4 separate regions of the Mus musculus genome follow, and all the other regions are linked to region 4. A link is a loop called in an ENCODE intact Hi-C map of the cell type or tissue named here. Cell type or tissue: heart. All regions are shown on one strand. Links, peaks and the distances in the headings refer to the core of each region. The heading gives the core; the rest is flanking DNA. Region 1 has its middle 15 kb from the start of Ppp1r15b. Region 2 overlaps Gm41953 (a long non-coding RNA gene). Region 3 has its middle 11 kb from the start of Gm51648. Region 4 holds the start of Golt1a (golgi transport 1A).

Region 1 (8,146 bases), core at 1,490-6,489, 160 kb after region 4:
GCCATCTCTCCAATCCCAATAAATCTTTAATTTAAAAAAAAAAAAAAAACACTGCATATGTAGCTGAGGATAGCCCTCAATGGGAGGAGAGGCCCTTGGTCCTGTGAAGGCTCTATGACCCAGTATAGGGGAATGCCAGGGCCAGGAAGCAGGCCTGGTGTGCAGGGGGAAGGAAGAGGGGACAGGGGGGTTTTGGAGGAGAAACCAGGAAAGTGGACATTTGAAATGTAAATAAAGTAAATATCTAATTTAAAAACAAAGCAAAAAAGCCCCAGCCACAACCAAATCCCCCCAAAACAATAAGACACACACTTGAGGAAATACCTGTCCAAAAAATATCATGGGGGGGGGCTGGTGAGATGGCTTAGTGGGTAAGAGCACCCGACTGCTCTTCCAAAGGTCCGGAGTTCAAATCCCAGCAACCACATGGTGGCTCACAACCATCCGTAACGCGATCTGACTCCCCCTTCTGGAGTGTCTGAAGACAGCTACAGTGTACTTACATATAATAAATAATATAAAAAAAAAGAGAGGGAAGGGGATAGGGGATTTTTTTGGAGGGGAAACTAGGAAAGGGGATGACATTTGAAATGTAAATAAAGAAAATATCTAGTAAAAAAAAAAACTTCAAAAAAACTCCAAAAAAAAAACTTCAAAAAATATCAAGAGAGTTACATTTAGAAAATATTTTTTAAAGATTCTTTTTTAATTTATTTTTTTACGTGAGTACACCATTGCTGTCCTAAGACACACCAGAAGAAGACATCAGATCTCATTGCAGATGGTTGTGAGCCACCATGTGGTTGCTGGGAATTGAACACAGGTCCTCTGGAAGAGCAGTCAGTGCTCTTAACCACTAAGCCATCTTCTAGCCTCTCTAGAAAATATTTTTAAGACTTACTTTTATTATTTTTAACTGTGTGTATGTGTGGGTTTGTGCGTTTGTGCACATACATGAAGATGTTCTTGGTGGTCAGAAGCACTGTATACCCTTGGGGCTGGAGTTGCAGTTGTGAATCATCAATGTGGCGTGCTAAGAACCAGACACAGGTCCTCCAGCAAGAGCTTTCCGTGCTCTTAATTGTGAAGCCATCTCTCGAACCCACAGAATGCATTTTTAAAAAACTGCTTATAAACCTGATGTCTTAGGGTTTTACTGCTGTGAAGAGACACCGTGACCATGGCAACTCTTATAGAGGCAAACATTTAACCGGGGCTGGCTTACAGTTCAGAGGTTCAGTCCATTATCATCATGGCATGAGGCCTGGCAACATGCAGGCACACATGATGCTAGAAGAGCTGAGAGTTCTACATCCTGATCCAAAGGCAGCCAGGAGGAGATTGTGTACCACACTAGATGTAGCTTAAATATATATGGCCTCGAAGCCCACCTATAGGGTGACACACTTCCTCCAACAAGGCCACAGCTCTTAGTAGTGCCACTCCCTATGGCCAAGGATTCAAACATGAGTCTATAGGAGCTGTTCCTATTCAAACCACCATGCCTGGTATGGTGGCACAGCCTGTAATCTCTGTTCTTGTCGGGTGGGAGGAAGAGTGAGGGTCAAGTTCAAGGTCATGTTTGACTATGTAGTGAGTGGAGACTAACTTGGGCAACATGAACTCTGTCTCAAAATCTAAAAAAATTAGGGGCTGAAGAGATGGCTTGGCAGTTAAGTACACTGGCTCCTTTTCCAGAGGACCCAGGTTCAATTCTCAGCACCCCCATGGCAGCTCATAACCATTCCCAGGGGACCTGATGCCCTCTTCTGGTCTCTTTGGGCACTGTACACACACGGTGCAGGCAAACATGCAAGCAAAAGACCTATAAACACAAAATAAATAAATGTAGAGTAGCCGTGGCTACCTTGAAGGTGGCCAGTGTGTCTGGCTTAAAGTTCACCCGGGCTGTGGACCAGATTGTGAAGGAGGGCCATGACAAGACTATTCTTGCCGTGTCAGAGGTTCCAAGGATGCCTGAGGGAGAGCTGGTGTCCAGACTGCATGGAAGCTGAGCTGCTCATGGGAGAGGGGCTGAAGCATGTTACCAAAGAACGCGTGATCACCTACTGCCAAGTGCAAGACTAATCTTATTGGAAAGACCCAAGAAATGACTTCGGACAAAAACCGAAATTAACTACAGTGCCTACACTACTTAAATATGGTGGAATTGAGGAATTCCTTAATTAATGGAATCTGAGACCCTTCAGACCAATCTTGGGAGGTTATAGTCTCCAAGGATTAAGACGTGATGATGGCAATTGTGTCTTCATTTCCTGCTTTGCTCTGGTATAAAAGAAACCACATACTGGCTGGACAGTGGTGACACATGTCTTTAATCCCAGCACTTGGGAGGCAGAGGCAGGTAGATTTCTGAGTTCATGGCCAGCCTGATCTACAGAGTGAGTTCCAGGACAGCCAGGGCTATACAAAATAAAAAACAGTCTCAAAAAAATAAACAAACAAAAAAACTAACAACAACAAATATCAGTGTACATCTAAACAATAAAGAATTAAAATATAACAAATGGATGAGTTATAAAACGTTTTAAAATAAAAACCCAAGCAGACAAACAACTGTCCAAATCTGGAGGTTGGAGCTGGGGTTAGACACGAAAGAGCAAGAGGGGAATTTTGACTGTGGTAGTGTTTACACAGCTACTGTTACAACGCAACTTGGCATGAGGGCTGTTTGGTTGTAGGAGACTCTCAGGAACCCTTTGGGCATAGAGATGACATCATCACCAGGAAACCTTTAGAGGAAAAATGAAACCTGATCAAGAGAGGCAAACCTTCCAGGGGCCCTGAAGCGGTCTGTGCGGAGTGGGAGGGTAGGAAGGGGCACTAGTGGACTAATTCCTCATCCACCTGGGCCAAGGTAGAAAATGAATTGCAGGAGCACACAGTTGCCCCCCAGTCCCGGATTCCCCAGCAGGATTTGCCTCTATAAAAAGCATCCTCGATGGGCGTGGTGGCACAAGCCTTTAATCCCAGCACTTGGGAGGCAGAGGCAGGCAGATTTTTGAGTTCAAGGCCAGCCTGGTCTACAAAGTGAGTTCCAGGACAGCCAGGACTATACAGAGAAACCTGTCTCAAACAAAACAAAACAAAACAAAACAAAACAAAACAAACAAAAAAAGCATCCTCCTTCAGGCAATGTTGGGTACACCCCACCCCTACCAACCCTCCACTCCCATGGCCCCACCTCTCACCAACTGAGAGGTCACTCTTGGAAAGTTATCTTGGAGAAGGAACTCTACTTAAAGGTGACTGTCTACCCCCCCCCCATTAACCCCCATCCCCCACCCACCCACACCCTGCACGCTCCCCCGCACCGTCTTCTCAAAAAAAAAAAAAAAAAAAAAAAAAAGATCAGAAGTACAAGAAAAAGAAACCTTTTATGCAAATTCCCAGACAAAGGAAAGTGCCCATCCTCTTTCTGAAGTCAAATCAAACAAACCAAGAGAGATGCATTGGGTGATACTGCAGGAAGTCGCCTGGGTCACTGCAGGTACAGGGAAATCATATGCAAACACGCGGAGGACTGACTCAGGGACACAGAATGGAAGGACGTAGAGCAGCATTTCATCTACATCTGACTTTGGCTCATTTGGGGCCAATACCAACCCACCAAAGTACAGCCTTAAGTCTGCTTGGCCTTGGCTGTGTAGTTGCCACGGGGCGGGGTGTGTGTGTGTGTGTGTGTGTGTGCGCATGTGTGTGTGCGCACAATCAAATGGCTCGTGTTTTTCCTCCTCGCAGGCCAGTCATGTGTACAACTCCCTTGGAACCACTGCCCCAGGGTGGAATGCGCACAGGAGGCAAGTACTATAGCTGGAAAACTCTAGAAACTGTCCGAGCCCCTTCACTCATTTGCTGTGTTTAGCAGGAAGAACACCCTCGTTTATTTGTGTTCAAATATAAACTTTGGGTTTCTAATAAGGACCAGCCCCACTTCCGGGTAGTCACCTCAAGAAGGTGGAGTCAGGCTTGAATGGGCAGGCAAGCCAGAGCCAGGCAGGGGTTGTTCAATAAGGAAGGAGACCTTCCAAGGGAGCAATTGCCATTAGACTGTCAGTAACCACCGGCCCATCCGTCACTCTGACCTGGTGAGTCAGCGCCATCTTGTGGATTCAGAGGAGCATTGCTGGGAATCCAAAGTCAATGTTAGCAGTCTCCAGGGTGATATAGTCTTTTCATACATCGTATTAATTCTGGAAAAGAAAAGCCCCCACTGATTTGTTCACGTTTGAATTCATAAATTAACAGGAACCCTATCAGTGACATTTAAATTAATTGATGTTGTGTCCCTGGCCACACTGAGTTTTATAATTACATTCTACAAATTAAACCTTACTGTAGCTTTTCTCCAAGGACCTTTAAGTTCTATGTCTATTTCCATCCCCAGTTGTGGCCTGTCTGATTCTAAACAGACATTGCTGTGTCGACCACATTGCAGTAAGGGCTAAATGAGAGGTGACGTGAAGACAATGAACATACTCAACACATAGTTATCGACAAGAAGCCCCCAGGCACACTTCTGTATACCCGCTCACGCCAACCACTACTCTCAAGAAGTTTGCTGATAGGTGGAGGAGTGGCCAAGAAACAACTAGAAATGTTGACAAGGTGAGGTCAGAGAAAGCTGTAATTTTAATTGGTAATATGAGAAGGAGGGCAAGGAACGGAGAATAAATAAGGCCCTCAAGTGTTTCTTAAAAGTGATATTTGAGAGCCAGAGGGTAATTTTCTCCTGGGGTGTGTGTGTGTGTGCACGTGTGTGAGCATGTGTATGATGTTGTTTTGATTGTTTTGAGACTGGTCACTCTTGGCTGCAGAGTGACTTCAGTAGTCTCCCTGTGTCACAGCTTCCCCATACTGTGACAATAGGAGTCAGCCACCAGGCCTGGCTATTGAAATTTGCTTAAAACAAAACCAAAGACCCGGGCGTGGTGGTGCTCGCCTTTAATCCCAGCACTCAGGAGGCAGAGGCAGGCGGATTTCTGAGTTAGAGGCCAGCCTGGTCTACAGAGTGAGTTCCAGGACAGCCAGGGCTATACAAAGAAACCCTGTCTCGAAAAAAAAAACAAAACAAAAACAAAACTGGCAAGGCATGCCTTTAATCCCAGTATGTGTGGAGCAGAGGCAGGTAGATCTCTAAGTCTGAGACCAACCTGGTCTATAGAATGAGTTCCAAGCCTGGAAGCCCCACTACACATTGAGAAATTGTCTCGAAAACAAAACCAAGGGGCTGGAGAGATGGCTCAGCAGTTAAGAGCACTGACTGCTCTTCCGAAGGTCTTGAGTTCAAATCCCAGCAACCACATGGTGGCTCACAACCACCCATAATGAGATCTGACACCCTCTTCTGGTGTGTCTGAAGACAACAAGAGTGTGTATTAAGATATAATAATAAAATAAATCTAAAAAACAAAAAATCAAAGCTGGAGAGTTGGCCCCTGAGTTAATAGATCTGGGTTCTTCCAGAGGACCTGGGTTCAATTCTCAGCTCCCACCTGTCAGTTAACAACTATCTATAACTCCAGTTCTAGAGGGGATCTCCTTTTAGCCTCCTCAGGCACTACACACACATGTCCACAGACATACATGCAGAAATACATCTTTTTTTTTTGTTTTGTTTTTTTTTTGGTTTGGTTTGGTTTGGTTTGGTTTTTCGAGACAGGGTTTCTCTGTGTAGCCCTGGCTGTCCTGGAACTCTGTAGACCAGGCTGGCTTCAAACTCAAAATCTGCCTGCCTCTGCCTCCTGAGTGCTGGGATTAAAAGCATGTGCCACCACCGCCGGGCACACAAATACATCTTAAATAAAATAATTAATTTAAAAAAACATTATGGAAGCCAGCCTGACTACGCATAGTAGTGTACACTTTTAATCCCAGCACTCAGGAGGCAAAGGGTCTCTGAATTTGAAGCTAGCCTGGTCTACATAGTGAGTTCCTAGTCAATTAGTGTTACAGAGTGAGATTTTGTCTTTTTGTCTTTTTTTATTTATTATTATTATTATTTTGTTTGTTTTTGTTTTTGTTTTTTGTTTTGTTTTTAGAGAAAGGGTTTCTCTATATAGCCCTGGCTGTCCTGGAACTCACTCTGTAGACCAGGCTGGCCTCTAACTCAGAAATCCGCCTGCCTCTGCCTCCTGAGTGCTGGGATTAAAGGCATGCGCCACCATGCCTGCCTCCCCCCCCCCTTTTTTTAAAGAGCCTTGGGTCTATATATTAAGTTCCAGACCTTGTATTAAAAAAGTATTTGTCTTTTGAAAAGTTGATTTTATTTTTTGGTGTGTACATGCTCTGCCTACACCTGTGTACTGCATGCATTCAGCGCCCTCAGAGGCCACAAGAGGCCATCAAATCATAAACTCTCCCTCTCCCCTTCTCCCTCCCCCTTCTCTGTCTCTCTGTCTCTCTGTCTCTGTCTATCTCTGTCTCTCTCTCCTCTTTCTCACACATGCACATACAACACACAACATTCATATCCTGGAGACAGGGTTTCTCTGTATATTCCTGGCTGTTCTAGAACTCTCTCTGCCGTCTCTCTAGTCTGGCACGTCAAAAGAGAAATTTTTTTTAGACTATATATCCCCATAAGTCTTTTGAAAAATTCTTCTGGGACTACTTCAGTTTTGGCTTGAGCCCCATTAAGTAGTCAGCAGCAACCCCTGACTCTACAGACACTCTGGTAATCCTGAACACCTTCGGGATACTTCTGCAGGTGAATCGGGCCCCAGCGTGCCAAACGCTAGAAAATAGTAGTGAAAATGTCACCAGGCATGGTGGCTTAATGTCCTTGTTAGGTTTTTTTTTTTTTTTTTTTTTTTTTTTTTTTGACAACTTGACACAAGCTAGTCATCTGGAAAACAGTATCTCAACTGGGAAAGTGCCCCCACTAGATGGCCTGGAGGCAGGTGTGTGGTACATTTTCTTGATTGATTATTCATGTATTTATTTATTGTACTTTTTTTTTTTTTTTTTGGTTTTTTGGTTTTTTGAGACAGGGTTTCTCTGTGTAGCACTGGCTGTCCTGGAACTCACTCTGTAGACCAGGCTGGCCTTGAACTCAGAAATCCACCTACCTCTGCCTCCTGAGTGCTGGGATTAAAGGCGTGTGCCACCACGCCCAGCCTGTACTTTAATTCTTACGTCCTGGACAGGTAGTCCTCAGAAAGCAAACTGAGCAAGCCAAGGAGAGCAAGCCATGGAGAGCAAGCCAGTAAGCAGTGACTTCAGTGGTAGCCACTTCAGTGCCTGCCTTCAGGTTCCTGCCCCAAGTTACCTCAGTGACAGCCGCTGATGTGGAAGTACACGTCTAGGAAACCCTTTCTCCCCATTTGGTCATAGTGTTAGAAAGCAAATCAAAGGGCTGGAGCCTTAACACTGGCTGCTCTTCAAGAGGACCCAGACTCAACTCCGAGTGTCCACATGGCAGCTCACAACTGCCTGTAACTCCAGTTCCAGAGATCCAACACCCTCATACAGCCAGGTATACATGCAGGCAAAACACCTACGCATAGAAAATAAATAGTTAGAAAGTAAACAGTCAGGGGCTGGTGAGATGGCTCAGTGGTTAAGAGCACTGACTGCTCTTCCAGAGGCCCTGAGTTCAATTCCCAGCAACCACATGGTGGCTCACCACCATCTATAATGGGATCCGATGCCCTCTTCTGGTGTGTCTGAAGACAGCTACAGTGTACTCATATACAGAAATTAAATAAATAAATCTTTTTAGAAAGAAAGAAAGAGGGCCGGTGAGATGGCTCAGTGGGTAAGAGCACCCGACTGCTCTTCCAAAGGTCCAGAGTTCGAATCCCAGCAATCACATGGTGGCTCACAACCATCCATAACAAGATCTGACTCCCTCTTCTGGAGTGTCTGAAGACAGCTACAGTGTACTTACATATAATAAATAAATAAATAAATAAATAAATAAGTCTTTTTTAAAAAAAGGAAGGAAGGAAGGAAGGAAGGAAGGAAGGAAGGAAGGAAACAGTCAGTATTGTGAGCGCAACACCTGAGAGGCTGAACTAGGATGGGGAACTTGGTGACATCCTTAGCTACACAGCCTGTTTGAGGTCACGTGACTCTCCATCTTTAAAAGTCAACAATAAAGGCAAGAAAAAACTGGACAAAG
Region 2 (8,146 bases), core at 1,414-6,413, 270 kb after region 4:
CATGGGAATCATCTGTAAAGTGATCTGATGTCTTCTTTTGGTGTGTCTGAAGAGAGAGACAGTATATTCACATAAAGTAAATAAATAAATCTTTTTTTAAAAAAATCTCTGAGTTCCAGGCAAGCCTGGTCTACAAAGTGAGTTCCAGGACAGCCAAGGCTACACAGAGAAATCCTGTCTTGAAAAACCAGAAGGGAGAGGAACAGGAGGAGGAAGAGGAAGAGGAGGAGGAGGAAGAAAGAAGAAGAAGAGGAAGAAGAAGAAAGAAGAAGAGGACGAGGGAAGAGGAGGAGGAGGAGGAAGAAGAGGAGGAAGAAGAAGAAGAAGAGGAGGAGGAGGAGGAGGAGGAAGAAGAACCCACACATGCCACCCACACAGTATTCAATCCAGGCAGGCAGAACTTCCAGTTGAAGGAATGACCACATCCTATCCCCCTCACCGCCCCCCCCCCCACACACACATACACACACAAAAGAAGACGGTATTTAAAAAGGCAACGCAGGTGTGATCAGAGGTTTGTAGATTAGAAGCTTATCTTGGATTATCCAGCAAGGCCCAGTCTAATCACTCCTGCCCTTAAAACTGACAGTCCTTCCCAGAGATGCCCAGGATGATGGAAGGAAGGGTAGAAGAATGAATGTGGATGGCTTTCGGGTTGTAGCTGGACGTCCCCTGGAGGTGAGGAAAAGACAAAAAACAGAAGAAACACAGCCTTGTGACAGACACCCAGGCTTCAGTCCAGAGACTTGGGTGGACTTCTAACCTACTGAACTGTAAGGTCAGACATTTGTTTTGAAGTAGGGGGTTTTGTTTTTTAGACAAACTCTGATGTAGCTCTGCTCTATAGCTGAGGGTGGCCTTGAACTCCAGACCCTCCTACCTCTACCTCCCAACTGCTGAGATTACACCTATTGCACACCACACTCGGCTCCCTAGCAGTTGGCTTGGCAGTACTAGGTACTGGACATATTATGTCATGCGTGAGAGGCAACAATCTACCATTGAACTATAGCCCTAGTCCTAGCTCTGTATGCTTTGAAGTCCACTTAACTGAGGGGTAAAGGGGATTTGTTATGGAGGCAATAATAAATATTCTATTTAATAATATTTAACTGGAATCTTCTTTACAGCACCTCCATGTTTGTTTGTTTGATGGTTTGAGACAGGGACCCTCAGAGGCAAGGAACTTTGCTTGAAACTAGCTGGCCCGTGACCTCTGGAGCATCTCCACCATCCGCCCATTTTGCAGTCTCCAGGATTACAAGGGCACCACAACGCTGGACATTTTTATCGTAGATTCTGAGGATCTGAGCTTAGGTTCTCAAGCTTTCAAAGCCAAGTACTTTATGAACTGAGCTATATCTTGGATTCTCTTGTCTTCTATTCTCCATTTCTCTCTCTCTCTTTCTCTCGGGGAGGGTAATTTTGTTGTTTTTGTTGAAAGAGAGGGTTTTTTAAACAATCCTTCCCCCACTGCCTCTTTTTTTTTTTTTTTCAAGACAGGGTTTCTCTGTGTAGCCCTGGCTGTCCTGGAACTCACTCTGTAGACCAGGCTGGCCTCAAACTCAGAAATCCGCCTGCCTCTGCTGGGATTAAAGGCGTGCACCACCACGCCCAGCACACCCCCACCGCCTCTTGAGTGCAGCAATTACAGGCCTGCACTGCTACAGTTGGCTCCATTGAAGACTTCTTGAAATGTCTTTTTATCACTATTTTATGTGTCTGAGTGTTTTGGCTGCATGTTTGTTTGTGTACAGAATGCATTCTCGTTGCCTGTAGAGGCCAGAGGAGGAGGATAGATTTCCTAGATCTGTAAGTTCAGGTGGTTGTAAGTCACTTTGTGGTGCTGAGAATCAAACCCAGGTCTTCTGGAAGAGCAGTCAGTATTCTGAACTGTGGCGCCATCTTTTTGACCCCCTAGTCTTTTTTAAGGCATGCAACTTTTTCATTTGTTGTAAATGGCTTCAGGGCCAGACACTAAACTGTGGGTTTAGAAGGCTAGAGTACTATTATTAGCAATGCAGGAGAGGCCAGATTGACACACCTGTAATCACAGCCTTAGGAGGCAGAGGCAGGAGGATTGCTGTACCTTTGAGGTCAGCAGATCAGCTGGGGAATTCCAAGCCAGCCTTCTCATTACATCATTATTCCTGACAGCCACATACCCGCCTTAAGGGGTCCATTAATAAATGAGCGTGTAAGGAAAACATGACTGATCCTTATCTAGTGCAGAATACTCTTCAGTTTTAAGAATGAAGGAAACTGCCTATCAGTGGTGGCACATACCTTTAATCTCAGCAGAGTCAGGTGGATCTCTGAGTTCGAGGCCAGCCTGGTCTACAAAGTGAGTTCCAGGACAGCCAGAGCTACACCAAGAAACCTAAAATAATAATAATAATAATAATAATAATAATAAAGTCTCATTTGTATCTGCACTAATGAACATAGGGGGAAATCACACTCCATGTGTTAAGTCAGATAAAGAGATACAGACAGTATATGATTTAACTTCTGTGGAATTCAGACAGTTAGACTGACAGAAGCAGTTGGGGGCTGAGGTTGTGCTGGTAGGGGAGTGACAGGTTATTATTCAGAGGAAAGAAACTTTGAGCTTTGAATTTGGGGGACTCTGATGTACAGCATAGTGATGGTAGTTAATGGTGATGTATTGATCTCACATTCTAACTCCCCCACACACCACTAAAAGAACTGGTGGGAACTGGGCACACACATTAATTCTGGCAAAGTGTGAGGCGTGTAGGAGGAATATAAATTTGACACCAGCCGGTGCTACACAATGAGACCCTGTCTTTTTAAACATGTATTTAGTTGTGTATGTGACTGCTCTGTCTTGTAAGACAGAAGAGGGTATCAGGATCTCATTGTGGATGGTTGTAAGCCACGGTGTGGTTGCTGGGAATTGAACCTCTAGAAGAGCAGCCAGTGACTTTGACGCTGAGCCATCTCTCCAGGCTCTAGTGAACCCTATCTTTAAAAAAAAAAAAAAAAAAAATTCGAGCTGGGTGTGGTGGCGCAAGCCTTTGATCCTAACACTCGGGAGGCAGAGGCAGGCGGATTTCTGAGTTCGAGGCCAGCCTGGTCTACAAAGTGAGTTCCAGGACAGCCAGGGGTACACAGAGAAGCCCTGTCTCGAAAAAGAAGAAAAAAAAAAAAAAAAAAAAAAAAAAAAAAAAACAACAACAACAACAACAACAAAAAACACTCAAAATAGCAGCAGTCTGAAAATAATTAGTGGGTGAAATTAAGCCTGTGACACCTACAGAAGGCCCACCTGGGCTTGGCATCGAACACTGGAAATCTCAGAACTCCAGGGAGGAGGAAGGGGGATGAAGAGTTTAAGGCTAGACTGGGATACATAGACATCTCAAAACTCATAATAAACAAGGGCTAGACAGAGAGAGGGATGGCTCAGCCATTGAGCACCTGCTGCTCTTTCGGAGGAGTTGGTTCAGTTGCTGGACCCACAGCAGGTGGCCCAAGAAACTCCAGTTCCAGAGGTTCAGCACCCTCTTCTGGCCGCCACAGGCGTGTTCATCACACAGTGACAAGACAGACAGGCACGCATACACATACATTCAAAAATAAAATAAATAAAACAACAGCAGCCCCAGAGAACTAGATGCTCCATGTGCAGAATTTGTGAGTTTAGCCTGCCCTCTAGTGGACACATTAAATCCAGCAGTCATGCAAGAAACAGTTTCAAGAAGCAGGCAAGATGTTTGGTTCTAGGTAAGGCAAGGTGTGAGACGACACCTGTGATGGTGTTTCCACACAACATACACGCAAAGCAGAGACATTTATTGCTGCCTCAGATGGGCCCTGCTGTGTTAATTTCCTCCTCCTCCTCCTCCTCCTCCTCCTCCTCTTCCTCCTCCTCTTCTTCTTCCTCTTCTGAGACAGGGTTTTTCTATGGATCCCTGGCTGTACTGGAACTAACTCAGTAGACCATGCTGGCCTCCAACTCAGAAATCCACCTGCCTCTGCCTCCTGAGTGCTGGTAACAAAGGTGTGCTCTACCACTGGCAGGCCAAACGTCTCATAAGAGCAACGTTGTCCTCCTTAGCCTGCCCCAAGCCTGGCCACAGTCTCCCCATTTCCCTTCACTTCTGCCAGCGAGTGTGGCATGTGCTCTCCAAGTTCCTTTCAGATTTGCTGTGTTCCTCCTGGCCACCCTGCTCAGTGAGCAGTTCACTGGTTGGCCAATCTCATTTAATCAGTTTAACTTGAAACATCTGGCTTTATCATCCAGCTGTGACAAGGCCTTTGTGGGAGGAAACCATGAAGGTCTCTTTATTCCTGTTTCTCTCAGGCATCCTGAACAAGCACTGTTTCCCTTCCCATAAAATGTGGTGTGCAAGGTGTAGTATTCCACAATTTTAATCCCAGCCCTCTGGGGGCAGAAGCAGGCAGATTTCTGGGAGTTTGAGGCTAGCCATAATCTACATAGCAGCAGGTTCCAGGCCACCCAGGGCTACAAAAATCCGGGAGTGTGATTCATCCCACACCTCGAACAAAGAGACAGAGAAACATTTTTCTTGCTTGAGATATATAACTTGCTCAAGAAATAGGTCCAAGTAATTAAATAGATAGATATTTGTTTAGCTCATTACAGTTTCTTCCATATGGCTGACAACTGCTTCAGCTCCACTCTGATAATGTAGTTTTCTTATTGAAAACTCTAGTCCCGTCCATTTTATAAATCATACTTGTCAGGGTCCGGGGTCACCCCACAAACCACATGTATCTCAATCAGATGGGGATAGTTTATTGAGCATTCACCCCGGACTGACTGATCAGGACCACAGAGCAGACTCCAAAGCTGACCACAACCTTGATCCAGAATCCTACTGAGCTTTTAAGCCTGACATCCACAAACATCTGTGCCAAGTTATTCCACCAATTAGAATTCACGGATAGGGGGTGTGATGGTTTGTATATCCTTGGACCAGGGAGTGGCACCATCTGAAGGTGTGGCCTTGTTGGAATAGGTGTGACCTGGTTGGAATGGGTGTGTCATTGTGGGTGTGGGTATAAGATCCTCACCCTAGTTGCCTGGAAGTCAGTCTTCCACTAGCAGCCTTTGGATGAAGACATAGAACTCTCAGCTCCTCCTGTGCCATGCCTGCCTGGATACTGCCATGCTCCCACCTTGATGATAATGGACTGAACCTCTGAACCTGTAAGCCAGCCCCAATTAAGTATTTTTTTTATAAGACTTGTCTTGGTCATGGTGTCTGTTCACAGCAGTAAAACCCTAACTAAGACAGGGGGTTTCCTTAGGAACAAGTCTGTGATGGTTTGAATATGCTTAGCCCAGGGAATGACTCTATTAGGAGGTGTGGCCTTGTTGGAGTAGGTGTGGCCTTGTTGGAGTAAGTATGTCATTGTGGGCATGGACTTTGAGACCCTGATCCTAGCTCTCTGGAAGCCAATCTTCTTCTGTTTGCCTTTGGAACAAGATATAGAACTCTCGTTTCCTCCAATGCCATGCTCCCACCTTGACGGCAATGGACTGAACCTCTGAACCTGTAAGCCAGCCCCAATTAAATGTTGTCCTTATAGGAGTTGCCTTGGTCATGGTGTCTGTTCACAGCAGTAAAACCCTAACTAAGACAGATATGAATATTAGATAAGGCAAGTCTCCTGCCACAGTTGAATACCCCAAACAATGGGAACAGGAGAAGTGTACAACAAAGAGATGTTCCTAAGCAAACCCCCTATCCTTAAATCCTGAATGGTGAAACAACTTGGCACAGATGTTTGTGGATTTGGGGCTTAAAAATCCTGTAGGACCTTAACTCAGGGTCTTGGTTCAGTTCCTGAATCTGGACCATAGCCCTGGTTGACTAGGCCTGGGGTGTATGTTCAATATTGTCTGACTGAGACCAGTGTTTGTGTGGCTTATGAGGCGATTCCTGGACTCCAACACAAAACATAACAGAATATGCAATCAACTCAGGCATCAGAAAGTTTTCTAGTAACCGTAGTAACAGCACATGATAAAGTTTATTCGTAACAGTAATAACAGCATAAAATGGCTGGCTAGACCAGGCAGCAGTTAGTTACCCAGGCCTTAACAATACCCTATTGCTCTTCAGGTCCTGCATTTATTTGCTGTTTGCATATGTTTAAAGATTTGTTTAGTTGTGTGTGTGTGTGTTTGCCTGTGCTCCAGGTGCCTGCAGGAAGGAGTCCTGAGGAAAACAGATGTTATTAGTCCCCTGGAATTGGAGTTACAGGCAGTTGTGAGCTGCCTGCTGTGTGAGTTCCCTGTGTCCTGTGCAAGAGCTGATGTGCTCATAGCTACCTAGTCATCTCTTCAGCCCCCAACTGTTTCCTGTTTCCTTCCTTCCTTTCCCTCTGTGTAGCCCTGGCTGTCCTGGAACTCACTCTGTAGACCAGGCTGGCTTCAAACTCAGTCTCCCGAGTGCTGGGATTAAATGTGTACACCATCACTTTAATGGTGTTAAAACAGGCTTGTGTTTAACCCACTGCACCATCTGACCAGCTGTCCTTGTACATTTTGGGCTTGCTCCCTCAGATTTAATTTGCAATGGAAAATGTAATAGAATAATAAAAACTTGCATTTGGAGGGTGTGCTGGCTGGTTATACATAACTTTGATACAACCCAGAGTCATTCAAGAAAATGGAACTTCAGTTGAGAAAATGCTTTTACTATATTGACCTGTGGACAAGCCTGTGGTGTGTTTTCTTGATTGATGACTGATGTGGGAAGGCCCAGCTCACTGTGGGCAGGACTAGGCTAGTGGTCCTGGATGCTATAGGAAATCAGGCTGAGCCAGGCAGTGGTGGCACATGCCTTTAATCCCAGCACTTGTGAGGCAGAGGCAGGTGGATTTCTGAGTTTGAGGCCAGCCTGGTCTACAAAGTGAGTTCCAGGACAGACAGGCTATACAGAGAAACCCTGTCAAAAAACAAAACAAAACAACCAAAAAGAACCCAAACAAGGGGCTGGAGAGATGGCTCAGCGGTTAGGAGAACTGACTGCTCTTCTGAAGGTCCTGAGTTCTATTCCCAGCAAACACATGATGGCTCACAACCATCTGTAATGAGATCTGATGCCCTCTTCTGGTGTGTGTCTGAAAATAGCTATGGTGTACTTGTATAAATAATAAATAAATAATATTTTAAAAAAACAAACAAACAAAAAAAGAAATCCGGCTGAAGCTGGTCAGTGGTGGTACTTGACTTTAATCCCAGCAGAGGCAGGCCAGCCTCTGAGTTTCATGCAGGCCTGGTCTACAGAGTGAGTTCTAGGACAGCTGGCACCAAACACAGAGAAACCCTGTCTCTAAAAAAGAAGGACGAGGAGGAGAAAGAGGAAGAGGAGGAAGAGGAGAAGGAGGAAGAAGAGGAAAAGAAAGAAAAAGAAAGTAGGTTGAGCAAGTCAAGTCAGAAAGAAACACTCCTACAAAGTTTCTGCATCAGCTCCTGCCCTGGCTGACTTCCTGCCCTGACATCCCAGTGATGTGGAGCGCTAAGCAGAAATAAATCTCTCCCCCCAACCCCCAGTTGTGTGTGATCATGGTTTTTATCATAGCAATGAAACCATAACTAAGGCAGACTAATCCCCTGATGTGTGTACAGACCTGACAATTTCCTCATGTATGTAGAGACCTGACTAATCCTCTCACATGTGTGCAGACCCAGGCCTATTTGGGATCCCTTAGCTGGTCTGGTCATTGTTCTTAAAGAACCACACAGTTCTAGGAAAAGAACATTTCTCCAACCAAGGCTAAGCTATTTTGCAGTTCTTTGTGTTTCGGAGGCTCAAGTATTCAGCAACCAAGGAGAAATCCTATCTCAGTGTTTGGGCTTTCATAATTCTGTACTCTATGCAGCAGAACTCGGTAGATCTGGAGACTGACTATATCTTTAAGGTTTATTTTAGCTTTAATTCTCTATATATGTTTATGTTTGTGTGTGTGTGTGTGTGTGTGTGTGTGTGTCATGTGGGCCCCTGTGGAGTTCAGGAGGGCATGCTCACAGGGTAGACTAGGCTGGCCTTCAACTCACAGAGATCCTCCTGCAGTCTGCTACTCTTAGGTGTAGAAATCTTGCTTTGAAAGGATTCATCTTGGGATGCTGAAAGGAGAGGAGAAG
Region 3 (8,146 bases), core at 1,612-6,611, 82 kb after region 4:
GACCTGCCTGGGGAATCCCACATATTTTTCAGACTCTCAGGTCTAAATCCTCAGAAGGGGAATGATTCTGATGCTCTAAGGCCTCTGGGAGCCTCCGATTTGGAAGAGTAACCATCTATAGTTGAGCGCTCAGGAGAAGCCAAGACTTCAGGCACTAGAAATTGAACATTGTAAATGTCCCTTCCCTAGCCACATAAAGAGATGTTTATAAATGACTGATACTAGGTACCAAGACTCCCAAGTGCAAAACAGACCTTGTGTACCGCTCCCAAAATATACTCCACAAATCCCCTCTGTGGTTTCCGAGGGCAGATGATATCATCATTTCTAAAAGACGACTCTGGACAGGAGCTACAAGCCCCAGCCCAGCAGCTGGAAAGGAGTCTCCATTGGAGTCATCCAGGACACGGAAGAGGAAGTAAGAGCTGACCCCTGGCCAGTGGCCTTGTTTTGGAGAGGAAACCTCCTTTATCTTGGGAACTGCAGGGAAGCCAAAACTCAGTTTGAACTCCCTGGGCGTGAGGGCTGCAGAGAAAGGGGCCAGGATGGGATCAGAAACTGAGCCTGCAGGAGGCTGCCCGAAGGAGGCCTTAGCAGAGGATCCGCTTAGAGAAAATGCTGGAAGCAAAATCTGTGGACTACATGGGCCAGTAAAACTTCAAATATTGAAATCTGAGGAACCAATGTAAGGCTGCCAAGCTTTTGGTTTTTGCCAAATAAGGAAATCATAAAGCCCAATACCATCTCTCCTCACTGTCCACCATGAAAAGACAGGAAGCTGTAACCTCAGGATATTGTAACACATCTCGCATCACAAGAGAAGTCCTTCACACGAAATACAGTTTGCTTTCAAAAAGAAGAGGAGGAAGAGGAAAAAGAGGAGAAGGAGGAGAAGAAGGAGAGGAAAAGGAAGAAAGGGAGGAAGGAAAGGAAAGGAAGAAGGAAGGAAGAAAGAAAGAGAAAAAGAAAAATACATTCTCTTTGCTTTTCTTAATTCATCTTATCTGCCATAAGCCAAAACTTGAAACCTTGGGACTCAAAGGGCAGATGACCTCTCTATGACTGTTTTTAATTTGAGCATAAGAGTTAAGAAAAAAGATCCTAAACTTTGGAGATTTTGGCCTCCCTTGGTGCTGGCCATGGGTGGGGGTGGAAACCACAAGCATGTTAGCTTAGCCTCTGGGAAGATACCACTGCCAACTACAGAGCACCAGGAAGGGTTTGGTAACTTTATGATTTAATGTTCACCGAGGCTCCCTCTCCACCCTGGATCCCCATGCTTCTATGAGACTCTAATTTTATTGTCCTCTTTACATTTTAAATAATTCAAGTTGAAGACAGAAAGACAATTTGGCTGAGGTGATAAATAATACCTGAGATATTCAGTAGGCTGTGGGCGTGGCTGTGAGCACCCCATCAGCAAGACACAGTTGGAGGCCACAGAGTAGGGCTTCTCCACCCAAAGGAGTGTTTTCTACATTTGGCTGGGGTGGGGGTGGGGGTTGGGGTGAACCAGCAGAGGGAGGCACATAAAGAACGGAGCTGACTGACCAGAGGGACGTGCACCAGGACCAGCACGTGATTAGGAACTGGGTTAGGAACTGGATCATGAGTTTGCTGCTTCTTCCCACCGACTCACAGAGGGCAGCCTCTCTCAGCTCCTTCTTCATCTGCACCGGGGGAATAGGTGCTCCCTGCATTATTACAGGGAGCCCCATGAGGGTCAGAGTCGGCTCCCTTCCACCTTTACCCATCCTGTACCTGATGCAGTGCCAAGAGAGGGAGAGCTGAGAATGCATGTCCCGCACTGGCAAGGACAGCAGATGAACACACATTGCTGATGTCCCGCACGGGCTAGGACAGCAGAGTAGACACACATTGCTGTGGCTCTGAGCTGGAATACTGATACAACCAATGATTGTTGCTGCTGCCTGTGGGCCAGAACCCTACACGGAGGCTTCTACCAAGCAGTCAATACTGGAAATTCTATTTAGAAGAAGCTGGTGACATAAATGAGAAATATTTTCTTTAAATTCCCACAATTTAAAAAATAACCACACCACACAAACTGCTAATTACACTGTTACTGAGGGGCAGTGTGCTTGGCCCATCCTATCCCCACCCCAAGGCACTGAGTTCCTGTTTTTGCCAAATTCACACTGCCTATCACACACTCAAACACTGATTTCCTCAAAGGCAGCAGGCAACCCTGGTTTTCTCTTCCAGATTACATCTCCACAGGGAGCCGAGAACTCCTGGGCGGTTGCAACTTTAGAACATCCCCCAGCACCCCCTGATATTCATTTCCAACCACTCCAGGTCTGTCTCTAGCTCTTCTAATGCATATCTCATCACCCCTAAATCTACTTTTCAAATCCAACCTCCATGTTCTCGCTGAGCCCCATTCATCCTGGCCCACCCACCATCCCAGCCAGATCCCGGCTAAATCCTGTCTCACAGCATGTGCTGCCCACAAGGCCAGTTACAGCTCAAATGGGCCCTGGCAGCAAACCAAAGCCGCCTGCCCATCAACCTCTCTTAGGTAGTCTGCCGAGTTCTGCCTCTTGCGGCTTGATAACACGCAAACCCAGAACAGCATTCAGCCAGCCTCACCCTCCGCCTCTAATCACTTTCCCGTCCAAATATCCATATCCAGGCATAATGCCAGCCCCACCCACCTAAGGCATTGGCCTCCCTCCTGCCCTGCACTGAGAATAAAGTGCTCCTGGCATTTGTCTCTCACAGCTCTGACTCTCCCTGCTGATTCAAAGTAACTGTACATGGAGATCGTGCCGGAAGCCACTGGTTAGTTTAGCTACACCAGAAGGGAGCCAAGTGCCTGCCACACCAAAGCTCTCCCAGAGACATGAGTTCACTGGACACTCCACTACAGACCCACCTCTGTAAGGCCTCTCTCTGATCCCTTACTCCGAGTACATCGATATCCATATTTCATTCCAAAAATGAGATAGCTCCATGGGAGGCCCCAAGGTCGAGGGATCCAGGATCGTATTTGTTAGGAGAAAAGTGGGGACACCTGAAAGGGAGAGGGGGTAAGGGAGAATGGACACCCCTTTACGGTGACATAGTCCTCTCTGATGTTCCCTGGAAGGTTTGGGTAGCCCCAGTCCTTCCTAGCTAACACTTCCAAGCTCCCTAATTTTACCTTTTATGCTGAGAGTTAGAGCCCAGCTGAGAGACGCAGAGCACTCGCTGACTGAGAAGAGGAGAAGCAGCACTCCTGTTGCAAGAAATGTGCCCATGGTGGCAGCTGTGACAGCTGCCTCGGCTTCAGCTCCCATGAGAAAGAGAAGGAGCTTGGGATGAAGAATTTTCCCCAGCCTTCAGGCAAGGCTCTCGCATCAGAGCTCTTGCTCTCCCCTCCCTCCGGTGTTAACTGAAGAAACACTGGCTGAAAACCCAAGAGAAGAACTCTGAAAAGGTGATATGTGGAGTCTGGAGCTGCAGGTTGGCTGGGTCCTACATAACCTAGCAGGGCCCTGCTCCCCAGCCTGCCGCCTACTGCCCACCTTGCCTTCCGGTGCTCCTGGCTTGCTCCCTAGTAGCAGACAGCCCCCTAGCTGCAGTAGCTCCTGAAAGCAAGCCCAGCCAACTGAGCAAGCACACAGACAGTCCTGCCAGGAGCTGTCTACCGCTTTCTCAACCCCAATCCCCACCAGCAGTTCAGGTCCTGGTACCAAAGTGGTCACAGCCATAACAATGCAGGCCAAACTCCCAGCTTAGGAGCAAAGATTTTGAGATTTGTTTTTTAAATCATTCTGGTAGAAGATGTGGGTCTGACATACAGAAGTTTTAAAATACACCTTTCTCTCCTCTCCTTTTCCAATGTTCTGCATAGCACCCTCAGAGGGCCACCCCCTTCCCTTATTTTGGCACAGACAACCCAATCAGGAAACATGAGAATGGCAAAAGATGGTAGCAGTCATGGTGACAAATGTAGAAGCCAGAAATGGAATGGCCTGGCAAAGCTGGAGAGGGACTGCCAGCCCGACTTGGCATCCTTGGTTGGCAGAAGGGAAAGAGAAAGCTTTAAAGCCCAATACTCTTACTTGCTGACTTTGGGGAATGGTCCCTTGACTTCTGAGTCTAAATGTCTTCATCTGTAAAATGATGTTAAGGATGCTACCTCAGGGTACCGGTTCAATAAGAGAAGGTGTTGCAGGCAGGAGGTGTACATCAGACACTCAGCAGGTATCCACTGTCCCTCCCCATCACAATGCCACACCCGACTTTATTGCTTTTCTTCTGACTCAGGAGAGACCAGTCAACAGCCTTACTATTTACTGTTCCCTCAAGGCTTGGTTTCCTGTTTCTCTGTCCACTTTCTGACATCCAGCCTGGTGACCTCTGGAGTGGCCCTGGCCCAGTCGGCACAATGCAATGCTTCATTTCTGCTGAGGGAAATATTTGATCTGTAGGCCAAGGTGACAGACTCAGGTGGCTGACCTCCTTGCCACTGTCTCTCATGGGCTCCATTTTCAGGCTCCACGCTTGATCTCCAGGAGCACAACTTCCTATTCAGCATTTCCAGGGCAGCCAGGCTTCTCCTTAAACTTAGCCTCTCTAAAGTCAAATGAAGCTTACCCACCCTCTGACAATGGTTGATATGGCATGGTCTCCAAGAGATAGTGAGTGGAAGGTGAAGTGAATTTAGCATTCTACTATTTGAATTCAAATAATGGGGTGAGTGAATGGAGACCCCAAGAACTTGTGCATACTGAATAAATGTCCTACCAATGAGCTTCATCCCCAATACTGGGTTAAAAATGATTATGACTACTGAGATGGCTAGAACTGAAGTCAACAAATGTTAGGTTAAAGGGTAGATGTCAACCTCCAGGGCACAGAGTCTCCATTGCACCATATCAGCTTTCCCAGGGTAGGGAGAGCAGCAGCAGACAGAAATGGGACAGCATGGGAGTGTCCACAAAAGTCTCACTAAGACCTGAATTTCAGGTAGTTTTTATGTGTACAAAATAGTGTTCAGGGGCTAGAGACATGCATGGCTCAGTGGTTAAGAGCCCTGGCTGCTCTTGTAGAGGACCAGGGTTCATTTCCCAGCACCCACAGAGCTGCTGACAAAATGATAATCTGGTTTTGGTGGGTTTCCAGGTATTTAAAATATAAACACCACTGTTACCTTACAGAGCACACAAAATTAGATAGTAGGCTGTGTTTAGCTCACAATCATACTTAGCTGACCCACTCCTTAACTTAGTGCATCTTCTGTATCCTAGGAAGAGCATAGTATGCACAGGTAATGAAGGCCATTCTAAGGGGACTGGGGTAGATCTGAGGTAGGCAAAAGGGAGGTTTGTTATGGAATAATCTCTCTCTCCCTCTCTCTCTCTCTCTCTCTCTCTCTCTCTCTCTCACACACACACACACACACACACACACACACACACACACACACCCAGCACCCACATGAAACACTGGGCATTGGTGACACCAAACTGTAACCCTAACGCTGGCATGGTAGGAACTGGTAGCTCCCAGGGATTTGCTGCTCACTCTGAGCAGCCTGGATGGGAAGTCCCAAGTTCATTAAAAAGCCTTTTCCCAGTAATAATAATAATAATAATAATAATAATAATAACAATAACAATAAAGAGAAGTGACTAAAGACTACACAGGACAATGACCTCTGCCCCCCATGCACTCACACAAGTGAGCATGCCTGCATGCACACCTGCACAAATACACTCAACACACACATTTAATTGAATAAAACTGAATATTATGCCTTTTCCTGCTTCCCAACATGAAAGCAGTCAGACTACACTGTTGGTGGGATCACTTGTTTCCTCGTCTCCCTCCCTCCACTCCCTTTGTTTGCCAAGCCCCCCTTCCCACCCCAAGACAGAGTTCCTGAGCTTGGAAGAGGCGAACAGCAGGCAGGCCTTTTGCAGGTTCTGTCCTCTGGAGGCATCCATTCCCTCCTGGCTTGGGGGAAAACGGGCCAAAAGCCATCCAGACCCAAAATGCTCACATCTCGGCCACCAGAGGAGGACAAGTGTGGCCTGTCCCTGGCTCAGCTGCCTGCCTTCAGCCTGAGCAGGAGCCGAGTTGCAGGGCTCACAGCAGGTTGCAGCCCTCAGGAGAACAGGGAGCAGGGTTGGGGGTCTTCTGTCCAGAGTCCCACCCGGTCCTATTCCTCGGCAAATGCACTGAAGAGTGCTTAGATTGGCACAAAAGAAAAGCGAATGGACGTGCAGGCAGCCCCAAGCCATGAGGAGCAAATCACCAGCATATGTCCTTTAGTGTGTGTGTCCTCTCAGGGGCTTGGAAACATTTCCAAGCAGAGCCCTTCAGTCACTTCCAAACTCAGCTTCAACTCCTGGGTGCTCCTGGCTGTCTGGGCAACTGGAGCTCTAGGTCCCCAATGATGGAGTGTGGCTGAAGTTCCCATGGGCTCCCTCTCCACACTGCTTCACAAAGATGGCTGCACCCACCATGGCTGTCCCCACCACAGTGCACAGTGGCCTGTCAGACCCAGCACTTTCCAGCTCACCTGGCTTAGGGACTCTGTGGACACTGGGATGTCCTGCCAGTTTCCCAAGAGGGGAGATCTTAGCCTGGGGTTTGGAGTGCACACATTAAACCTCCTGCTTCTTCCTCTCTTCTATCATTAACAAGAGGGCTGTAGGACCAGAGGAATCACCAATGCTCTGCCTGCGAGACACTTGCTCTCGGGTGGCTGTCCTAGGGAACGCCCTGTACTACCCACACTTTGTCTGTGGGTATCTTCTGGGAGCTGTGGTCATTAGCCGGGAGAGCTGTGTGGGTGTCTAATTAAGCAATCAACGGCAAATGCAAAACCGGTTCAAGCTGCCTGCTGACAGGCACCCAGGAGCCTCTCACAGACAGCTCCCTCTCCCCCGGCTTCCTGGAAAGGTCCCTGTTGTTTGCCTGACTGCAGAGAAGTGTCCCTAGCTGCCCTCCTACTATCCACTGGCACAGACTTCACACTCCCACAGGGTGCAATTTCTGCAGCTCACAGTATTAATCGGGCTCCTAGAAATGTGGGCCTGGCAACCCTCCTAGGTGGGCAAGTGAAGGGGTCCAGAGAAACAGCCTTGTGGGAGGCTGCTTCCTTGTCTGGCCTTTCTCCATGGCTCCAGGGCCATGTCTGGCCACTCTGGCATGTTAGAGTGAGGACATGTGGGTGTGCTCAAGACCATGATGAGATAGCGGGAGTGGGCAGCAGCTGTCCCTTCTAACTGAGACAACTGGGGAGAGCACCTGGCTCACCCTGTCCTATTTCACCTTTTAAATGGAATGCCCCATCTACTCTGGGAGCCATCGAAGAGGGGAAGAGAGGGAGGGTCCCTGTAAAGAGAAGTTTTCTTTTTTCTTTTTTTTTTTTTTTAAGAGTCTGAGGTCTCCCGAATCCTATCCAACACTTGTCCAGGAAATAAGGAGGGGAAATAGTCTGTGAGCAAAACCACAGGGGGACATGGGAAAGACTAGACTGGCTCTACCTACCGGGTCACCACTGCCCCTAGCTTAAGTCAATCAAAGCAATGAACAGATACCTGCCACTGTCCTGTAGCAACACATATCCTAAGCAAGGAGTGAGATGTATCCAACCCCTTAACCTCATGCCCTGGGCTCTCCCTGGGCCACATCCCATCTTCTTCCTTGTGCCTTTATCTCTCCGTGCATAGGCCTTTACCTGCCTATGACCTGTCTTACAGTGAAGCCGGAGGCAGAGATGCCTGTATTGATACCTAGGGTAGGGGTGGGGGTTCCAAAGGGACAGTACCTAGGCCACAACTGGGGACAAGAGACAAGCTGTGCTTCAGGGACAAATCCAGGGCTTGTAATTCTTCAGGGCTCCAGTCCCTCCCCCCCCCCCCCAGCCCACACCCTCCTTGCCCTCGTGCCCTCTCAAGCTCTGCCAGTTCTGCTCAGGACTCTGGTGCACACTCTGCTTCTGCCATTATCTGTGGTTCTTTCCTGAAGAAAGGAGAGCGTGACTCTATTTCTAACCACTGGGCCCTGTCCAGCCACCCTAACTAGAGAAGCTGGATCATACCAGCCACGAGTTGATACCATGAAGGGCTTGAAATGGATCACAGGAGAGAGTTTATTACCCTGTCATTAAGCTTTACAACTAAAG
Region 4 (8,146 bases), core at 988-5,987:
TCGCACACCGCAGATGCAATGTCTCAGGACCTTTGTGCTGGCTGTTTCCTCTTCCTGGAACATTCTGCCTCCAGACGGCTGCATAGCCTACCTTCTCACTTCCTGTAGTGCTCTGCATTAATGGCCCTTTGCAACAAAGCCTTCCCTGGACAGAGGATATGAATACCCTCACACGCATTCACATCCTTCAAACTCCACGGCCCCTTTAAGAGTAAAGAGTTTTGTGTTAGGCTGGCTCTTGTTACTATGTGACCTGCTAGGCAGTCACTTCTTAAGGTAATGGCTGCCTTCCCTTGCTAGAAGGTAAGCAGAGGGCATGCCTGCCTTAGTCTTGATATTCCCGTCTGTACTGGCACAGTGCTTGGCACAAAGCAAATGTTACCATAGATTCACTGAGAGAAAGCAGGCTCAGAAGCTAAGCAGCTCAGCCAGTGAGACCTTAGCTCTCCCCTCCCTGTGGACAATCGGCTCCTCCCAGGCCACCTCCTACCTAATTCCCCTAAAGGAAAAGTAGGGATGTTTGGGGTGAGGATACAGACCCAGAGCCACAAAAGACCTTGAGGTTTTGGGGTGATGTCTGAATGGGCAGAGGCATCCAAGTTCTCAGAACTATAGGTGAGATGGGCTTCGGCCTGCTGTGAGTTTGCCTCGGGTGGCCCCACCCTCTACAAGGCAGAGGTCACACCTGCCCCGCCCCGCCCCTGCTGCTTCGAGGATGCCAACAGAGCAGCTTCCAACCGCTGGCTCCAGAGGTCACATCTGTAGGTCCCAGCAGAAGAACCAGGTTGGGAAGAGCGAGTGTTCACTCACCCTAGTGGGGACCCCTCCACAGCCCCACGGGCTCCCGCCAGCCAGGCCACTCACTCTGCCACTCGGTGATGGAGATCATGCTTCAGTCCACGGGGGGGCCTTCCTGGTCAGCTGGCTAGTGGAGAGCCCAGAGGACCGAGCCTGAGCATGTTCCAGGGTGGCTGACCCTTGGCAACAGGGACAGAGCCGCAGGTAAATCATTAACTCTCACCCTCCCACATTCCCCACACAAATGGCTACTTAAAGGTACAGACCTGTTCTGAAACTAACATTCACAAAGTTCTTGCTGGCCCACCTCCTCTGAACAACGTGGGAATGGAAAGGCAAGGGTCTGGGCACAGCTGGTTTTCTCGGAGAGGTGGAATGGCGCCCCGGCCCTTCGGATTTTATTTTTATTTTTTTTAAGACTATCTCTCCTGCCTAGACTGGAACTCACTATGAAGACCAGGCTGGCCTTGAACTCACAGAGATCCACTTGCCTTTGCCACCCCAGTGCTGAGATTCAAGTCATGTGTCACCACACCCAGCTTTAAAATGTGCTGGTTATTTATTTATTTATTTTGGTTTTTCGAGACAGGGTTTCTCTGTGTAGCCCTGGCTGTCCTGGAACTCACTCTGTAGACCAGGCTGGCCTTGAACTCAGAAATCCCACTGTCTCTGCCTCCCAAATGCTGGGATTAAAGGCGTGTGCCACCATGCCCGGCCTATATATTTATTTTGTTGTTTTGTGCTAGCACACGTGAGAGATACTAGGGGCACAGACTCATGAGTAAAACTTATATCAGACCTAAGGGGAGTCAGATTTATATAAACCAAGGGTGTAGGTGTCACGTGGAGTTAGGCAGCAGAGACTTCAAGTTCCTCCCTGTCCCTCATCTCACCCCGCCCCCGCAGTGCCCTGATGGGGTGGTGAGGTTGAGCAGGTGGAGAATTGTTCTCAGGAGAAGACGAGATAGATAGGGAACCTGTGTCGATCCACTGAGTAGCTAGATAGACATGGGCACATCATTCCGTGTTCTGCAAGCCTGGCGAAGAGGCAGATGGGGCCTCAGGGGCCAGCCCAGCACTGAGGACCACTTGCTGCTCCTGCAAGGGAACCCAAGAAAGGCAACCAGGAGTGGATCCCCTGATAGCATCAGACAAAGATAGAGAAACCAGGGTTTATATAAAACTTTAAGTTTAAAGGGTCAGGCCTGAAGGATAAAGGCGCTGTGAAAACTCACATAAAGCTGGAGGGAGGGATCCAACGCCACAGAATTGTCCTCTGACCTCTGCATACAACGGAACATCTTTAAAAATTAAGGGAAAATGTAAAGAGTGGAAAAATACGAAAGTTTTTAGTACTTTTTTTGAGATAAGGTCTCACTACATAGTCCTGGCTGTCCTGAGACTTGATATGTACATGAGGCCGACCTGGAACTCACAAAGATTTTTCTGAACTCTGCCTTCTGAGTGCTGGAATTACAGCATGTGCCACCATGCCTGGCTTATCATTATTCATTTTAATTATATGTATGCATGTGTGTGTGTGCACGTGCATGTGTGTGTGTGTGTGTGTGTGCAGGTACCTGTTGAACAGGAAGCTTTAGAGCTGAAGTTAGAGGTGTTGTGAGTTGTCTGACGTGGGTGCTGGAAACCAAATTCAGGTTGCGACCCTTTAATACAGCTGCTCATGTTGTGGTGAACCCCCAACCATAAAATTGTTTTGTTGGTACTTCATAACTGTTGGTTTGCTACTGTTAGGAATTGTAATGTAAATATGTGACATTCAGTATATCTGATGACCTGAGGGGGTCATGGCCCACAGGTTGATATCTGATATTTGGGATATCTGATGTATGACCCCTGAGGGGGTCATGGCCCACAGGTTGAGAGCCACTGGCTTGAGAACTCTCTTCAATGATTCTGGGGTGCTCTGCTCACCTTGGGCAGATGCTTTGCAACCAGTGTCTTTGTTTTTCAGCAACACAGTCTGACAACACTGAAAGAACTCTCGATTGCAGGAACTGTTATAAACTGCTATAATAATAATAATAATAATAATAATAATAATAATATGTGTTGCCAGTACACATATTATTTGATAATTTCGAGACTATGTCACAGTCCATTGAAGTTTCTTCACAATAATCTCACAGAGGTGCTTATGAAACTTATTCTAAAAAGCTTAAAACCCCACACAAACATTTTAGTAGTATGATGAATTGACATTGAATAAGCTTATATGAGAAGCGCTTTTTAGCTCAGGCATTGACACTCTAAAGAGCTTTGCCGAGGACCAAGGCAAGTCTTATTTTGGATGTTTGTGCTGCTCAGTGCAACAACGAAAAAGCTAGCCAGGGATTTGCTGTCCATGCTTGAACCAGCTAAAGGCTCTCTTGCAAATCTTCTAAACACCCACTAGGGGGCAGTACGACAGCCATTAAAACCGGAAAGCTCTAATGTCATGCATGAGACCTTAGGGTTTCTATTTAAAATTTCTGTACCTCAGTTTCTTAGCTAAGAATAGTACCTACCACACTGGGGCGGCGGGCATTACTGAGAAGCATATACCAGTGCATTGATCTGGGCACCCTGATTAATCATATAAGCACTAATGAGATAGTTATTGCTATTAACATTCTAGTATAGTTATATAAATTACTATCGTTGTTATTAGTCTTCTATTAATAGGCTGTTATATCTAAAAATTATGCTTTTAAACTGCTCCCAAAAGATATCAAATATCAGCTAGGAATACTCTTTTCCATCACTTCCAATGTAGCCCACCCAGGAGCAGGGACAAGAGACCTCTGAAGTGGACACTCCTGGTCTGATTTTCTAGCCACAGGAGCTGGGAGTCCACCATCCACCCTCCTGGGGAGGGACCTCCACAAGGCCAACCCGAGGAAGGAGTCTGGCCATAGAACAGCCAGACTGAACCTCAGCCTGTGGCTGCTTTCTCAACTGGCCACCATGGGAAAGAGTGATGCATGTTGTGAGCAGGAGGGGGCGCCCTAGAGGCGGCCTGGCTGGCCAGCAAGTCTTCCAGCAAAGCCTTAGCTAGAAAAGGAAGAAGCTAATTAAACATTCATCCTTCCAACCATCATGCCTGGCTCATGTCACCGTTACACTCTGCCATGATTGTAAATGAATTCAACTTTTCAAAAGTGCTTTTTCATCCCTTTTCTCTTTTTTTCTTTTCCTTTCTTTTCTTTTCCTTTCTCAAGAACTTCTTAGGAATAGACACTATCATCAGATGAAGAATCCGAGACTGCAGAACCCAGTCACTGATCCAGATATCTCTGTTTAGAACACCTCAGTTCTGGACCACATTCTAGGACTGCTCTAGGGCAGAGGTTCCCAACCTGAGGGTTGTGAGCCCTTGCAATGGTGTGTGTATGTGTGTGTGTGTGTGTGTGTGTGTGTGTGTGTGTATGTGTGTGTGTGTATGTGTAAAATGATCCTTTCACAGGGTCACCTAAGACCATCTGCATATCAGAGATTTACATTACAATTCATAACAGTAGCAAAATTACTGCTTTAGATTCTAGACTTGGAGCCTTGGGTCCTCTAGACCAGTGGTTCTCAACTTTCCTGGTGCTGTAACCCCTTAATACAGATCTTCATGTTGAGGTGATGCCCCAACTGTGGGAAGCCACATGTGCCGTTGCTGAGTGGCACTGACTACTGCTGGCCACCACGCATAAGATTGGACAAACAACCAATGTGTACATATGCAGTAAAGTTTTTTGCAAAGACACTGCCTGGCCCAGGCATGATAATGAGGTTCTGTAAGGTACTGAGAGTATAACCAATCAGATGTGAGACATGCAAATGAGGTATGATAATGAGGTTCTGTAAGGTACTGAGAGTATAACCAATCAGATGTGAGACATGCAAATGAGGCATGATAATGAGGTTCTGTAAGGTACTGAGAGAGAGTAGCCAATCAGATGAGGAACATGCAAATGAGGCTTAGTGCATAACCAATCCGGGTGTGAGACACGCCCCTCCTAGGCCTATAAAAGCAGCACCAGTTCTGGGCTCGAAGTCTTTTCGCCTCTACAATCAAGCTCTCCCAATAAACGTGTGCAGAAGGATCCTGTTGCAGCGTCGGTCTTCCTGTCCAGTTGAGCGCGCGCAAGACCCAACCACAAAATTAAATTTTCATTGTTACTTCATAACTGTAATTTTGCTAGTTATGAATTGTAATGTAAACATCTGTGTCTTCCTAAGGTTTTAGGTGACTCCTATGATAGACCCTTCGACACCTAAAAGGGTCGTGACCCCCAGGTTGAGAACTACTGCTCTCGAGTATAGCTGGACCAAGGTGTGTGACCCCGGCCAACAGGGTCTGGGACCTGCCTGACCTATCACGTCTAAGAAATAAGCAATCGTATATACAGTTCCAGAGCAGCTGTCTGCAAGGGCATACTGCAGAGGCCACATACTGGGTGATCTGAGGAGGAGTGGGTAGGGCTGCCCCTGGAGGATACCAGGCATCTTCATCCCATGAGCGGATACGCTCTTGTTTGAAGAGTCAGTGATACTGGGTGCTACTTAATGACTGCATAGCTCCCCTCAGGCACCTGGCACAGGCTCCGGTCTAATGAGGGTGCGGAGAGAGAGTCTAGAATGCTCAGGGTCTAGAATGCGACCAGCTTTCCTATGCACACCCATCTCCTCAAAGGTGCCTTCTTTTCGACCTGTTTTTTGAAAAAAAAAAAAAAAAGATGTATTTTTTATGTGCTTGTATATGTATGCAGAGGCTGGAGTGCAGCACTGAATCCCCTGCAGTTGGAGTTACGTACGAGCCATTGCGAGCCGCCTGACGTGGGTGCCGGCCAGGAACCTAGAACTCAGGAACCCAGAACTCAGGAACCCAGAACTCAGGTTCTCTGGCAGAGCAGCTCTTGCCTGTGGAGCTTCCGGTTTTGAATTGTTTTGTCGTTTAAGGTTTATTTTTATTTCAGTATATGAGTATTTTGAGTATGTGCCAGCACTGCAGGCTTGCCTGGTGCCCTCAGAGGTTAGGACACCGGATTTTCTTGAACTGGAGTTAGAGATGGATGGTTGTGAGCTGCCTTGTGGGTTCTGGAAGCCGAACCTGGGTCCTCTGCAAGTGCTCCTAACTCCCCAGTTGTGCAGGTTTGAGTAGGAATGGCCCCCATAGACCGCATCTGTTTGAATACCTGGCTCCTAGGGAGTGGTAGGAGGTCTGGCCTTGTTAGAGTAGGTATGGCCTTATTGGAGAAAGAGTGTCGCTGTGTAGATGAGCTTTGAGGTCTCATATGATCTTGATGAGGTCTTATCAAGCTGTGACCTGATTGCTGTGCTGGGATCACAGGTGTGTGGAGCACAATCTTCCTCTGCTGCCTTTCAGGCTAAGATGTAGAACTCTCAGCTACCTCCCTAGCACCATGTCTGCCCGCTGCCACCACGCTTTCTGCCATGATGATAATGGACTAAACCTCTGAAGCTGTAAGCTAGCACTAAAATAAACGTTTTCCTTTCTAAGAGCTGCCATGGCCATGTTGTCTCTTCCCTGCAATAAAAACCAACTCTAGATCCTCCTGCCTCAGCTTTCCAAGTGCTGTTATGATAGGCATGTGCTACCTGCTGTAAGCCCTTGGTTCACAGCTCTCCTGGGGATGTCACCAAGATATATGATAAGAAGAGCTCTTGCTGTAGAGATGCAGACAGGGTGTGACATTAAAGGGAACAGTTTGCTATTTATTTTATTAATATGAGTACACTGTAGCTGTCTTCAGACACACAAAACAGGGCATTAGATCCCATTATAGATGGTTGTGAGCCACCATGTGGTTGCTGGGTATTGAACTCAGGACCTCTGGAAGAACAGTCAGTGCTCTTAACCACTGAGCCATCTCTCCAGCCTGTTTGTTTTTGAGACACGGTCTCTATGTAACCCAAGTTGGCCTGGAATGTTCAGTCCTCCTGCTTCTGCTCCCATGTGTTGGGATCACAGACGTGTGCCATGCCCAACTTTATATGGCTTCTTGAACCATTCCTCATAATAAGACTTCCAACGGAGAAGGTCTCTCAGAGTCCTTCACACTCAGCTTAGCCTAGGTGAGAAATGAGGTGGCCCTTTCGGTCGCCCACCCACCACCCACACACCTTCATGCCCCAAATCAGCCACAGAGCTGTCAATTACTGCGTAGTAATTGACAAAGTTAAGATTTTTTTTCTTCTTCTATGTTCCTATCCATCAACATCAGAGGCAAATCAAGGAAGGTATCACCTGATGCTGCTATTAGCCAACTTTAATTTGTGACAACTACCCTGGCTCCAGGCTGAGGACACCCTCTCTACGTCAAGTTCTGAATACTTGTTTTGGAGAGAAGTTGAGGGGCACAGTTGAGGTAGTGACAGAGAAGAGCTGTCACAGGTATTGTGCCTAGTGTTCCCCCATCCCCACCCCATCCCAGCCCTGATCCTCTTTCCTATCTGTAACCTGTTGTGGAGCCTGAGGACAGAGCAGTTGAAAGGCTGACACGGATGCAGAGAGGGACACACACACACCACAGGTACAAACCACTCATTTTATTTCCGGTATTGGTTTATACAAACTTGCAAGATACAAATCAGAGCTCCCTGGGGTTCTTCCTACCTAATCCAGTAAGATTGCCGCCACTGAATGGAGGGAGCAAGTTCTCACCTACTTCAGCCAGGCGACCCTTCTCCAGGGGAGGGTGGTCGGCTAGACAGATGCTCAGGGGATGCTACCACGGTGTGGTCCCAACAGAGAGGCTGCTCATCTAACCTTAACTCTTTGTCTAAGGTCACTTCCATACTAAATAAAGACACTGAGAGCATAGATTTCCTTGTATGGTTTATTGTCTAACACTAGCAAACCAAATTGGCCCCAAATATGTGCATAAATAGATATGTATATATATATTTATATATAGTATTTTTCCTTAGTTTAAAGAGCTGCCAGGAGGAGGGTGCCTAATGGGGAAGGAAAGGATTCCATCTTGCAATAGCCTTGCCCCAAGAACATGCCTTTCACAAAGGCAGGAGAGCACACTTGCTGCTTGCAAGCTTGCTTCCTGAGAACAATCCTTTTAAAGTGACGGTAGCAGTATCTGATCTGATCACAGCCTTTTGGCTTTTTTGGTGGAGGAGGTAATGTGTTCACTGGGAAGGCCCTGTGTGGGTGGCCAGGACTTTCCCCAGATGGGGTGCTTAGCCCTAGGCCTATGCCTGGGCCCTGTTCACTCACAGCAAGAGCTTCCAGTCTGGGAAGAGGGCCAACAAATGCCAGAGTTGGAGGTCAGGCTTCAAAAGCCGGCCAGAAGTGCTGTCAAATTCCCAAACACATCACTTC

The links. Peaks named below come from ENCODE experiments on the same cell type or tissue, not always from the same donor. Only the 100,000 strongest peaks of a DNase experiment are listed, where the experiment ranks them.
Region 1: it touches region 4 in a loop (7-fold over the local background); 7 of 42 quality-filtered maps call a loop at or near these places.
Region 2: it touches region 4 in a loop (2.1-fold over the local background); 15 of 42 quality-filtered maps call a loop at or near these places.
Region 3: a loop joins it to region 4, with 8 times the contacts of the local background. A loop is called at or near these places in 9 of 42 quality-filtered maps.

What each region holds. Positions count from the first base shown.
Region 1 is chr1:133,142,126-133,150,271 of GRCm38, reverse strand. No RefSeq gene overlaps it. Among named protein-coding and RNA genes, the nearest start is that of Ppp1r15b, 15 kb to the right of the region's middle. In heart, for the core only: a CTCF peak has its summit at 4,139 (motif pointing left); no DNase peak of the experiment used is centred there.
Region 2 is chr1:133,035,128-133,043,273 of GRCm38, reverse strand. It overlaps Gm41953 (a long non-coding RNA gene), which reads right to left. Exons shown (of 3, transcript XR_878532.1): 3 at 7,404-8,128. Among named protein-coding and RNA genes, the nearest start is that of n-TKctt25, 4.8 kb to the right of the region's middle. In heart, for the core only: a CTCF peak has its summit at 3,677 (motif pointing left); a DNase peak (open chromatin) is centred at 3,603.
Region 3 is chr1:133,221,591-133,229,736 of GRCm38, reverse strand. It overlaps a transcript of Plekha6 not described here. Among named protein-coding and RNA genes, the nearest start is that of Gm51648, 11 kb to the right of the region's middle. In heart, for the core only: a CTCF peak has its summit at 3,574; DNase peaks (open chromatin) are centred at 1,676, 2,596, 3,556 and 6,444; H3K4me3 peaks cover 1,196 bases; H3K27ac peaks cover 3,727 bases.
Region 4 is chr1:133,302,630-133,310,775 of GRCm38, reverse strand. Plekha6 (pleckstrin homology domain containing, family A member 6) reads right to left here. Exons shown (of 27, transcript NM_182930.2): 27 at 7,341-8,146. Golt1a (golgi transport 1A) reads right to left here and starts at 953. Exons shown (of 5, transcript NM_026680.4): 1 at 865-953. The coding sequence starts at 889. In heart, for the core only: CTCF peaks have their summits at 3,191 (motif pointing right) and 3,800 (motif pointing right); a DNase peak (open chromatin) is centred at 3,675; H3K27ac peaks cover 263 bases.